Regions from separate parts of the Mus musculus genome. Here region 1 is linked to region 2. Evidence: chromatin loops called from intact Hi-C (ENCODE). Cell type or tissue: heart. All regions are shown on one strand. Each heading gives the region's core, and the rest is flanking DNA. Links, peaks and the distances in the headings are about the cores only.

Region 1 (5,382 bases), core at 82-5,081, 92 kb before region 2:
TCCCTTTAAGGGGGCATTGCAGTCATGTTGTCTAACATGCTCCCCAGATGTGGAAGGGGGAACAAACTGATAGATGTTTCTAGATCTTGAAAGCCCTGAGTACAAAACAACTTCGCTCTTAAGCAAGGATCTGGTATCTAATGGAAGGGAAGCTCAGAAAAGACAAGCAGGAAATATAGACAATGCGGGGTTGGAATGATGCCGCTGGCTGAGATTTGAAAAAATCAAAGCAACATGTGCTCATGTCAGCAAAGTGACTCTGGGATGTGATCTGTGTGACCTAGAGATACAGGCAGAAATGCCTGGCAGGCTGTGCCTGGCAGTGACTTACCAAGTAGGAAACTCAGTTAACAGAACCACTTGTAAGAAAAATTGGTCATTTTGTAGAAACATAAAGAGTGTCTTGGAGATCAAAAAATGAGACAGAAAACTAGTATTTTAAAAGCAATTCCAGGAAAGTTTGGTTGCATTTTGGAATCGTTTTGGTGATACAAAGTCAGAAGATGCATACCTCACTGCTTGGGGTTTTCCTTTGGATAAGTAGAACTTCTCGTCGTTGTTGTATTCATTAAACACTCCCCATCGGAAGTGAGCCCACTCATGGACAAAGGTCCTGTCTGGGAGACAAAAGTCAAAGAGCTGAAGATAATAAACGGGAAATAGCCCCACACAAGAAAGAACCTTCCTCTAAATGCTTATTTTGCTTTGCTACATTATAGTTTCTAAATAATAAAATTGGAAGCTTGATTTCCTGAGGGTGACCTAACATGACAAGTACACAGTTCTGTACAATACACATATCTGTTTTGACTTATCATGTGTCCCTGGCATGATCTGTGAGAGCGAGGGAATTATTCATACCCTGGTCAGGCAGCTGACCTACAACACACTGCTTGGTCTTGTTGAGGACATGCAGGATCAAAGAACTGCCTTGCAGCACAAGGGTTAATTACAACTCCTTAGAACAGCTTGTGGGTGCCTGAGCACTTCACCTTGGCCTGCTCCCTGCTCTTCACCTTGGGCTCTATCATCACAGCAAATTTCTCAGGATTTTGCTGTAGGCCAGTCAGACTCTCTACGCCTCTGGCTCTTCTTTTCACAGGCTTTTTCTTGCTGGCGTCTCTCACTGTCTCTACAGTGGTAATTACTGTTCTTCTCTCAAAACCAAGCTTCTATCTAGGACTGGTGGCCAGGGTCTGTAATCCCAGCTATACAAGAGGCTAAAGTAGAAGGATCATTATTAGTTTAAGGCTAGACTTAGCAACTCTTTGAGATTCCGTCTCCAAAGCATTAGGGGAAAAAATTCAGCCTTGATTCATTCAACTGACATCCTAACATGCTCAGATCAGACTAGGCACTCCTTCTTTGCAGTTCCATTATACCCCATTATTTGATGCTTTGCATCTTATGCTGTCATCGAAGCTTATCTCTGTGAAGAGAGGCAATACAATTTATCTCCTGTCATATCTGGGCACATCATATCTAGAGATTATTAGGCACACATTATGTATGTTATATTTGAGTGACTCTTAGTGACTTACATGTATCTTTTTTTTCTTTTTTTTATTACATAATTTCCTCAATTACATTTCCAATGCTATCCCAAAAGTCCCCCATACCCTCCCCCCCTACTTCCCTACCCACCCATTCCCATATTTTTGGCCCTGGTGGTGTTCCCCTGTACTGGGGTATATAAAGTTTGCGTGTCCAATGGGCCTCTCTTTCCAGTGATGGCTGACTAGGCCATCTTTTGATACATATGCAGCTAGAGTCAAGAGCTCCGGGGTACTGGTTAGTTCATAATGTGACTTACATGTATCTTACTGTTTGAATTATAACTCAAGGTGGGCTGAGTTTAGATATCTAGGTGAGAGGACGACTCGGAGGCTCAACTCCGATCTCCTGCTATGCTCCTAGGTTTTGCACTGAAATTTCCTTCAAGTTCTGAAAAGGGAACGACTGTCTGATAAAGGTAATGGAAGTCTTTGAGGGCAAAGGACTGGGGTTATGGTATATAAAGGAATCATTTAAGGGAATGGTATGATACCCAGCTGTGGTGGCTAGAGTGAGGTCAGGACGGAAAAGCACAGTTAGATCAATTAACTCAACACATACTTATTGAATCATAGGTCAGGAATCTTCTGTTCTAGTTATAAAAATGAAATGGAATATTATAGAACAAAGAGACATGGTTCAGACCATTCTAATCAGTGATAATAATTTTGGGGTTGGGCACACAGAACCAGGACCTGCCTTTTCCTCATTCTGGAGCAGTCTAATCTTTTTTAGCCATTATTCTTTCAACACTAGTAATTCAGTGACTAACCACATTTGTGTGTATATATAAAGCACATATGTGGATTTTGAATACTTCTTTTGAAAATTGCTCTATATAGCTCATATTGACATGATAGTTTATTTTTGTAAGAATTGAACTTAAGGGTCTCCCTGTGCAGTTCAGGTTGATCTCATTCTCAGGATCCTTCTGCCTCAGCTGTATTAGGATGACTGGTGTGTACCACCACCACCACCACCACCACCACCACCACCACCACCCATCCTGCACACACACAGAGGGAGAGAGGGAGAGAGGGAGAGAGGGAGAGAGGGAGAGAGGGAGAGAGGGAGAGAGAGGGAAGAGAGGGAAGAGAGGGAAGAGAAGGAGAGAGGGAGGGAGAGAGAGGGAGAGATGGAAGAGAGGGAGGGAGGGAGGGAGGGAGGGAGGGAGAGAGAGAGAGAGAGAGAGAGAGAGAGAGAGAGGCACACACACACACAGAGGGAGAAACAAAGACAAGCTTTGGGATCTAACCACAAGGTGACTCTGCCTGCTCTGCAGAGACTGGCGTACAGTGCAGCACAATCTGGAAACTTGTTAAGAAGTGAAGAACCTGAGCCTCTCCTGAATTTTATGAAAGCAGGAATCAAATCCTGCTGAATCAGGAACTCAGATCCGGTGAGCCCAAGCACACTGTCGCCATCTGGTGGCTATCATATGAACTGCAGGAAGTCAATCTAATTTAGTCAGGTGAGGCCCATAGATCAATCCATAGAAGTCTAATGCTTCAGGCCAAACAGTTTTACTGCAATTGCCTGGCACTATAGTATTTCATAAATCCAAAATTCAGGCACACAAACAAATGTTAAATTATAGTTCAGAAATACATGTCTCTGATTCTTTGCTTTAAATGAAAAGCTATGTTTAATTTCTAGTTTGTCATCTTCAGGCTTGCTTAGAAAGAGAATACAGTATTTAAATACAGTTGATGTGCTGACTCCATACCTTGTGGCCCATACTGAGTCAGCTTCTTTCCTGCTAAGAAGTCAGGAGTCAGGTGAATCCTGATCCCCTTTTCTCCACATGCTCCTATATGTTCGGTGTAGGGCTCATCATTGCCTAGAGGGCTGGTTGTTGATACAAGGACATCAGCCTGAAATACAATAAAATATGATCATACCATTTCAGCAAACAAATTGGCCTTACTCACAATTGGCAGATTTTGCCACAATTTCATTTCGTTCTTCACTATTTCCCCTAAAACAACCAACCAACCAACCAACCAACCAACCAACCAACTGAACAACCAAGCAACTGAGCAATTGACCAAACAAACAAACACACACACAACTGATCAACTAACGAAATGACCAACCAACCAAACCACCAATCAACCAAATCACCAACCAACCAAACAACCAACCAAACAACCAACTGAACAACCAACAGAACAACCAAACAACCAAATGACCAACCAAACAAGCCAGCAACCAACAAACCAAACAACAGACCAAACAAACAACCAGTAGATCACAGAAGATGTAATAGATGTAAAAAAAAAAAAAAACAACTTGTTCTCACGTTTTTGAAGGTTTCAAGTTTTGGCCTCGTATATTCAGGCTTTGCCTTCCAGCTCTCGGGAATCAAAATGGCAACATTTTTGAAGTAAAATCTTTTTCCTGTAGCTTCAAACAGGTATGGAGAGGCCTGAGTCACCATGTCCTGAGAGGAAAGAACACGCTTAACAACATCACTGAGGACAGATTGAGTTACGATGAATCATTTCAAGATGCATCTGTATTTTCCTTTCAAAAGCCTAGCTAGGCAGGGGACATGGCTTCCTTAATAACAGCAAGCAATCTTTCTGAGTGTTGATCACACCACAGAGCAATGGTGAGCAACACAGACTCTGAAGGCAGATGCTAATCCTGGCTTAAGCTCTTGAGAGCATTAGACACTTTCCAGTTATAAGCTCGGATTTCACCACTTATAGCCTGGGAAATGTCATGACTACTTCACAAACGACATCACACAAGTGACCCTAGGAAGAATGCTTTCTTAGCACTAGTTCTTACTGTCATCTGGTGCCTTCATTGCATTTGATCCTTTGGCCATAAATAAAACTTAGAGAAACTGAGAACTGGGGATATAATTCTCCAAGCCTTAGCACACAATCAATGGTGGAGAGAATATGAGACCTTTACCTGCTGAATCTCATAACAGTTAAGGCAAATCGAATGTTACATGTTAAAGTAACATTCATTTTAGTATAGTATTAAGAGTTAGACTTAAGGAAACAGCATCATTACGTATTTGCAAATTGTGCATAGCTATATTTCTCAGAAATGAAGGAACACCAGTAGCAGGTGCCCCTGCAGGCTCATTGTGACCAGTGTACAGATGATGCTGTAGAAAGAAGGCATTGTGCCAGCCAGGATTGAGACTTAGCATTGACAAGAAAAGAAAAGAACCCTGGTGCTCTGAGATGGCCAGGGGATGAGCCTCAATGCAAAGAAAGGAGAACAGAAGTGACAGGATTAAGGCCAGGAAGTGTCTCTTGCCATGTGCGAGACTGGGTGAGGCAAGTCTGCAGAATGGAGACAGCAGTGTTGTGGGGAGTGGAGTCAGGATAGCAAGAGGCGAGAAACTGGAGTCCGTGACCACAGATGCCAGGTTAAGAAATGCTCATTTAAGTTAAAATGGAATGGGGACATAGGCATGAGGTCTGTCTGTTCGAACAGGAACTATTCCATTATGTAGCTGCTACTGGGAAAAAAATAACAGAAAAACGGGGTCCCTGCAGGAGCAGAGTCCTGGCTGCCGCAAACCTCATGTGGATACTGTGTTCAGTGGAAGAAGGCATGGAGGAGGACTGCCTATCTTGGTTTGGGGAGGTAATACTCAACTACCGATGCAAATCTGAGTCTTGCTCCTGCCCTTCTCCGTGGCTAAATTTGGGGAATTTATTCATGTTCTCCATGCCTACCCTCCCCCTCCATTTCAAATAATGGCAATAAGGAATCCCTTTCTAACTTAGCATACTTAGTGCTTTGCATGTCTGTCCCCCAAAGTCCAGATTTGAACAGTCACTGGGAGAATTTAACATG
Region 2 (5,382 bases), core at 75-5,074:
TAACATGTCTCCTTTATCACAGAGCTTTTTACAGTGCTCTTTTAGTTAGACTATAGCTGGATTGGGCCAGGGAGATGGCAAGGGAGTGCAAGAAACCACCTGCTGCAAGAGAGTGTCAATTGGGGGTTGAGGTGCATTATGGGCAGTGAACATGGAGAGAGAGGCCCTGCCTCAGCAGAGCCCAGGGCGATAGCCCACTCCTGAAAGCTGTCCTGCCTCCACCATCATGGCCTCTACCTGTCCACATGCACAGATACATGCACAAAAAAAAAAGGGGGGATTTAAAAAAGAAAGCAATGGGACTGATTTGAATAGGAATTCTTATAGTTACATAGATAGGAAATCTAATTAATTCTTTCATGTAACACTATAGTTGTTTATTAAATACAATAATTAGAAAAAGGCAGTGACAGACACATCTAGGTCAAAATCAAACATTTAAAATATCAAAATGTTAGTTTCTTTGTAAAGTGATAGTTTTGGACAACTGCTAAATTGGGGAGAGGACTTCAAGGATCATTTTATCCTTTTTCATTCAAGGATAAAAGAATGAGTTTTTATGTCATAAACCATGTGACATTCGTGATTTATCTCTTCTTGCATTGTTATAACATCGTAGCAATGACTCTTGCATTGTAAATTACTTACTAGGCTGAGGAGAAAGTCAATATATTGAAGTTCCAGTATCTAAAATTACATGTTTTTATTTTTAAACTCCCACCTTTTCTGCTTTCAGTTACAAAAACCTCTTTTGGCATTTACCTACCATTCTTTGACAGCCATAATCAGGTAAAAGCAGCTTACATATATGATTAAATATGCTGAGAAGTGATAGTGGGAAGATAATAAAAATCTTTATTTTCCACAATTAAGTCAGTACTTGGAGAATTGCCTTCAGAGAACGATCACTCTCCAGGGAGGAGTAGCATGCAGCTCCCTGCTGTGGAATGAGTGTGTCCCTTCCTCCCACTAACCCTCAGTGTGTAGGCACTTGGAGTGGAGGCCTTGGCAGGCTGATTGGGTTACAGGAGTAGAGTCCTCATGATGAGATCTGTGTCCTTACAGGAGGTAGGTGAGATCTTGCTTCTTGCTCAAGTGAGAATACAGCAAGGAGGCTTCCAACCATCTGTAAGCATTAGGAACAGACAACTCACTAGCAGCCAGATTGGTTGATTCTTGAGTTGGGTCTTCTGAGATTCTAGAAATGTGATAAATATGTTTCTGTTCTTTAAACAACTCAGCCTACGCTACTTTCTTATACAAGGCTGAATTAAGACGTCTATTACCAGTCTATCCATGGCTGCTCATGTACCCAGCATGTCCATATTGAATGTCCCAGGCAACAGAGAGAAGAGCTTCAAGCTACTTATGCAGAAGGTGCATATTGAAGTGGCTTGTTGTTTTTGACTGTGGAATATCATTCCATTGTATTGAATATGTAATCAATTTTCCTGCTGGTAAACATTCAATCTACTTGCCATTTTTAGCTATTATAAACAAACTTGCTATTTATGACTTTCTTATAGAATATTTCATAAACATGTATTTTCATTTTCCTCACCTAGGCGAACAGCTCCCTATGGAAACTCCCTAAGAAGCACAGCATCTGGCTCTGAAGAGCTTGTACTAGCCATACTGAAGGGCCGACAGTTCAGCTCCTAGCTGACATTTCCCATAGCTACCATTTTACTCTATCTACTAGAAGTATGCGCTGCTTCGATATGCTGTTCATTTTTATATCTCTTCCTGTGGTGGAACCTGAGGGAGTGGAGCGGAGGAACGAGGCAGACTAACGCCGCATGCAATAGCCAACTTTATTCAGAGCATCAGACAGTGTATACCCTGAGTGCTAAGAAAGGTCACTTGAGTATATAAGAAGGACAAGGTGCACGCGGCAAAAACATGTTTGTTTGTTTGTTTCCCATAGAGGCAAATAAATGGATAATAGCCAGTTGTACAAAAACTCGGACGTAAACTCACTCCTATCTACTACACCTGGGAGGTGCATGAAAACATTCCAAGAACAATGACAAAACTCCCAAAATCTCATAAGGAAAACAAAACAAAACAAAATAAACAAACAAAAAACCACTACTAGGTCCTACCAAGATCTCATTTGGCCGGTTCAGCAGTTTAGAAAGCACAGCAGCTTTATCTAAGGACTTAGGAGGACTTGAACGACATTTTGGAGAACCTGCTGACTATGTTTTTAAAGAAGAAAAACTCCTGTGGGGGATAATGCCATACACTGGAAAGGTTTTTCTGTCTTGGGTTTTTTCAAATCCTAGCTACAAAAAAGGGCAAAAGCAGGGAAGTCATTTTTCGATCCAGTGTCAAGAGACTCGGAACGGACCTTCCTTCCCTGCTAGGATGAGAGCGGTTGAGATTTTCGGTCAGCGACGCACAAAAGCTACGCCTTTTCTCAAAGCTAAAGCTTTTGAAAAATCTCACTAGAGAAACCAGAGCAGAGACAACCCCCCGCCGGCCACGCCCCCTCACTCCCTCCAATCACAGCAGGAACGGCGCTCGCGCTCTAGAGCTCCCGACCAATTAGCTGCGTCGGAGCGGGCCGATGAGGGCGGGGCGTCCGTTTCCACAGAAACCGCAGGCCGGTTACTAGCAACGTTGAGCTCCAAGGTGGACGCGCTCAGGCCGCCGCTGCCTGTTCTGGTGACTCGTCAGCTTCTCTCCCCGCGCTCCCTGCCCTTCCCTCTGGCCTCCTACTCTCTCTGCACTCTCCGCCTGCTGCAGTGACCCAGGGCCGGGCAGGCCTCAGAGAGGCCTCCGGCCATTGTAGGTAGTGGCGGCGGCGGGGGATGACGTCAGGGCGACGGGCGGACGGGCGGGCGGGCGCGAGTCTGGGGTGGGCTCTGAGGGCGGGCCGCGCGTGACCCTAGGCACCCGGAAGTGAAACCCGTGGTGCCCACCCCTCCTGAACAGTATGTGTTTGGTGCTCAGGTCCTCACTGTCACCCAGAGGAAAGCGGACATTGTGCCCCTGCTTCCCGCGGTGTGGTCTCGGGGCGCCGGGGAGAAGTTAGCGGGGGATAGGGTCCCTGCAGAGCGAGGGTCCGGGTTTGGGGGTGTTTCCGACATAGTGTTTTCCTAATCTTGAGCTCACCCGATGCCAGTCCAGTTCTTGACGTACCCCGAGTCATGTCCCCTGTCTCTGGCACTGAATATGTCAGTTGAGTAACCTTAACCTAACGGTGGCTGCTATTGGTGACCCTAAAGACCAAGTTTCTCTGTCACGCCATGGCTTACAAGGGTGTCAAATGTTTGAGGGTACGAGTGCCTCTGGTTTAGGTAAAGGATCAAACTGTAGAAATCGTGCCTGTTTGTAAGCTTTACTTCATACCTTTGATTAATGGTGAGACCGGCCATATTTGTAATTTTTAATAGCAAAGTATTATTATTGCTGTTTTCTGCTAATTCTACAACTGGTGTATATTAATAGTTTTAGTCTTTGCTTTTCGAGCGTCTCAAGATCTGAGCAGATAGCCTCATTTATTCGTCACTTTTGTTAACTCCATACAGACAAATGGGAGTCAGGATGAGTATAGAAACGATCCGTTGCAGGCCACTGATGCCCCCAACCCCCACCCTCTGGTTTAGTAGTTCTCCATTTATGACTGCTTCAGCAATGACTTTCTACAAAGAACAGATAGGTCTTCAAGGTTGTTCTGTAAAATCAGTTCTGATCAACTCAGGCTTGTAAGTAAATTTAAGGTAGGTTGGTTAATTCAGGATAATTACTTTAAAAAGGAGAAAGTGGAAAAAACGTGAAGATTGCTGAGCTGCCCCGCAGAGTGGGCCAGATGGCATCTAAGTTTAAAGGTGGGATAAAGTAAGATGAGTCCAGGGATTCTACTTCTTGCTCAGTGTGTCACCGTGACTCTAAACCACCCCTGTTGCTGTCCTTGATGGTCATCCGTGGTCCTAACATCTGCAGTATCCTGGGATCTTTAACCAGTGGCCTCTTCTGTCCTTTCATTGTACCAGTCCTCAGTTTCTTTCCGTGACACTTGCAATCCTTGTGTATCCACTGCATTTCTCCAATAACATCTCCTGGGCTTTCCTTAGAAACCCTTGCCTAATCATTCCAAGCCTCGGTTTGTATTCATTGCCTCTTCAGTCCTGAGGCCTGCACTACGATGGGGGGCTGCTCTGTCATCGGTGGCTTTCTGACCTCTATGCTGGTCTCCAGTCCTGTCATACGGTGTCAACCCTCAGCTGCTCTCCGTGGTCCCTTTACTCCTTGAAAACCAGAGCCATGTGGAAAACTCCTAACACATTACTAAGTTTAGCTACCACTTAAGGTACAGCCTTGGCCTCCCTGAACCACCGCTTCCCAGAAGAGTTCACCTCAGCAGTGCTGGTCACTTATTAATTATAACTACTTTTGCAGCTCAGGCCAACCAGCATCCATTGTAAAGCAAAGATTTTGTTTCAGTGCTGCTGGTTTCCTGTTGACTCTTCAGCCCCAGCTGACCAGAAGCCACAGATTCTTATTCAATTAACCTCTCTGAATCATAAATGTCACCCTGTTCCCTCACTCACACCCAATCATTTTGATAGCTTTTATTTAGAAATCTGTTTTCCTGCTTTGGTCATTTTTGCTTATCTATTTCTAAGTTTCACTTTTTTTTTTCCATAGTGGAGTCTAAAATGCTATGCAATTATCTCTTTGGTAAGTTTTGACTAGTTTCCAGAATACAGAGAAAAAGCATCTTTCTTACATCTACTTTCTGTTTCTTGCTGAGTATTTGAATTTTTGGATGTTATTTTAATAGAATTTGCATGCTGTTGTTTGAAGTCACATGATTTTGATTTTCAGGGATTGGTGTTTAGCAAACAAACACTTATGGAATTCTATGCTTTCTCGTCAGGGAGAGTAGTTTTTAACCAACATTTGCCTAAACTAGTCTAGGTGCTATGATCTTTTCTAATGCTATTGTTCATGAGCATCCATCCCTTAACACACTTACTGATCAAAATGGAACACAATACTGTGGTTATAGCTACATCTGCAATGCCATTATCACCCTTGACAGGTTAAAAAAAATCATAATACTGATGGTGACGAATTTGCTCAGACTTGTGTAGGATGGGTCACTAACAAGTTGTACAGAAATGCAATGTTTGTCAGTTAGCCATGCCTTGCACATAACTGAAAACTTGGGCAGAACACTCAGTTTCTATTAGAAAAAAATGCCTTTAGTGAACTGAAATGAGAGTATATTTTATAAAGATGGGATATTTTATAAATGAAAGAGAAGTGTAGCATTTGGTTCGGCAGGCAAGCATTTTTATAGTAAGGAAAGCATTATATTTGTTCATCTACTTTTGGTTCCAGAATTGTCATAACACAAAACAGTGAGAT

The links. Peaks named below come from ENCODE experiments on the same cell type or tissue, not always from the same donor. Only the 100,000 strongest peaks of a DNase experiment are listed, where the experiment ranks them.
Region 1: a loop joins it to region 2, with 2.4 times the contacts of the local background. A loop is called at or near these places in 3 of 42 quality-filtered maps.

The regions. Positions count from the first base shown.
Region 1 is chr3:145,024,015-145,029,396 of GRCm38, forward strand. It overlaps Clca1 (chloride channel accessory 1), which reads right to left. Exons shown (of 14, transcript NM_017474.2): 2 at 3,857-3,997; 3 at 3,281-3,428; 4 at 512-617. Among named protein-coding and RNA genes, the nearest start is that of Clca1, 6.1 kb to the right of the region's middle. In heart, for the core only: a CTCF peak has its summit at 2,980 (motif pointing left); no DNase peak of the experiment used is centred there.
Region 2 is chr3:145,115,990-145,121,371 of GRCm38, forward strand. It overlaps Odf2l (outer dense fiber of sperm tails 2-like), which reads left to right and starts at 2,600. Exons shown (of 17, transcript NM_001162538.1): 1 at 2,600-2,793. It overlaps Gm40163 (a long non-coding RNA gene), which reads right to left and starts at 2,424. Exons shown (of 2, transcript XR_867692.2): 1 at 2,354-2,424; 2 at 833-1,126. In heart, for the core only: no CTCF peak of the experiment used is centred there; a DNase peak (open chromatin) is centred at 2,572; H3K4me3 peaks cover 1,900 bases; H3K27ac peaks cover 1,877 bases.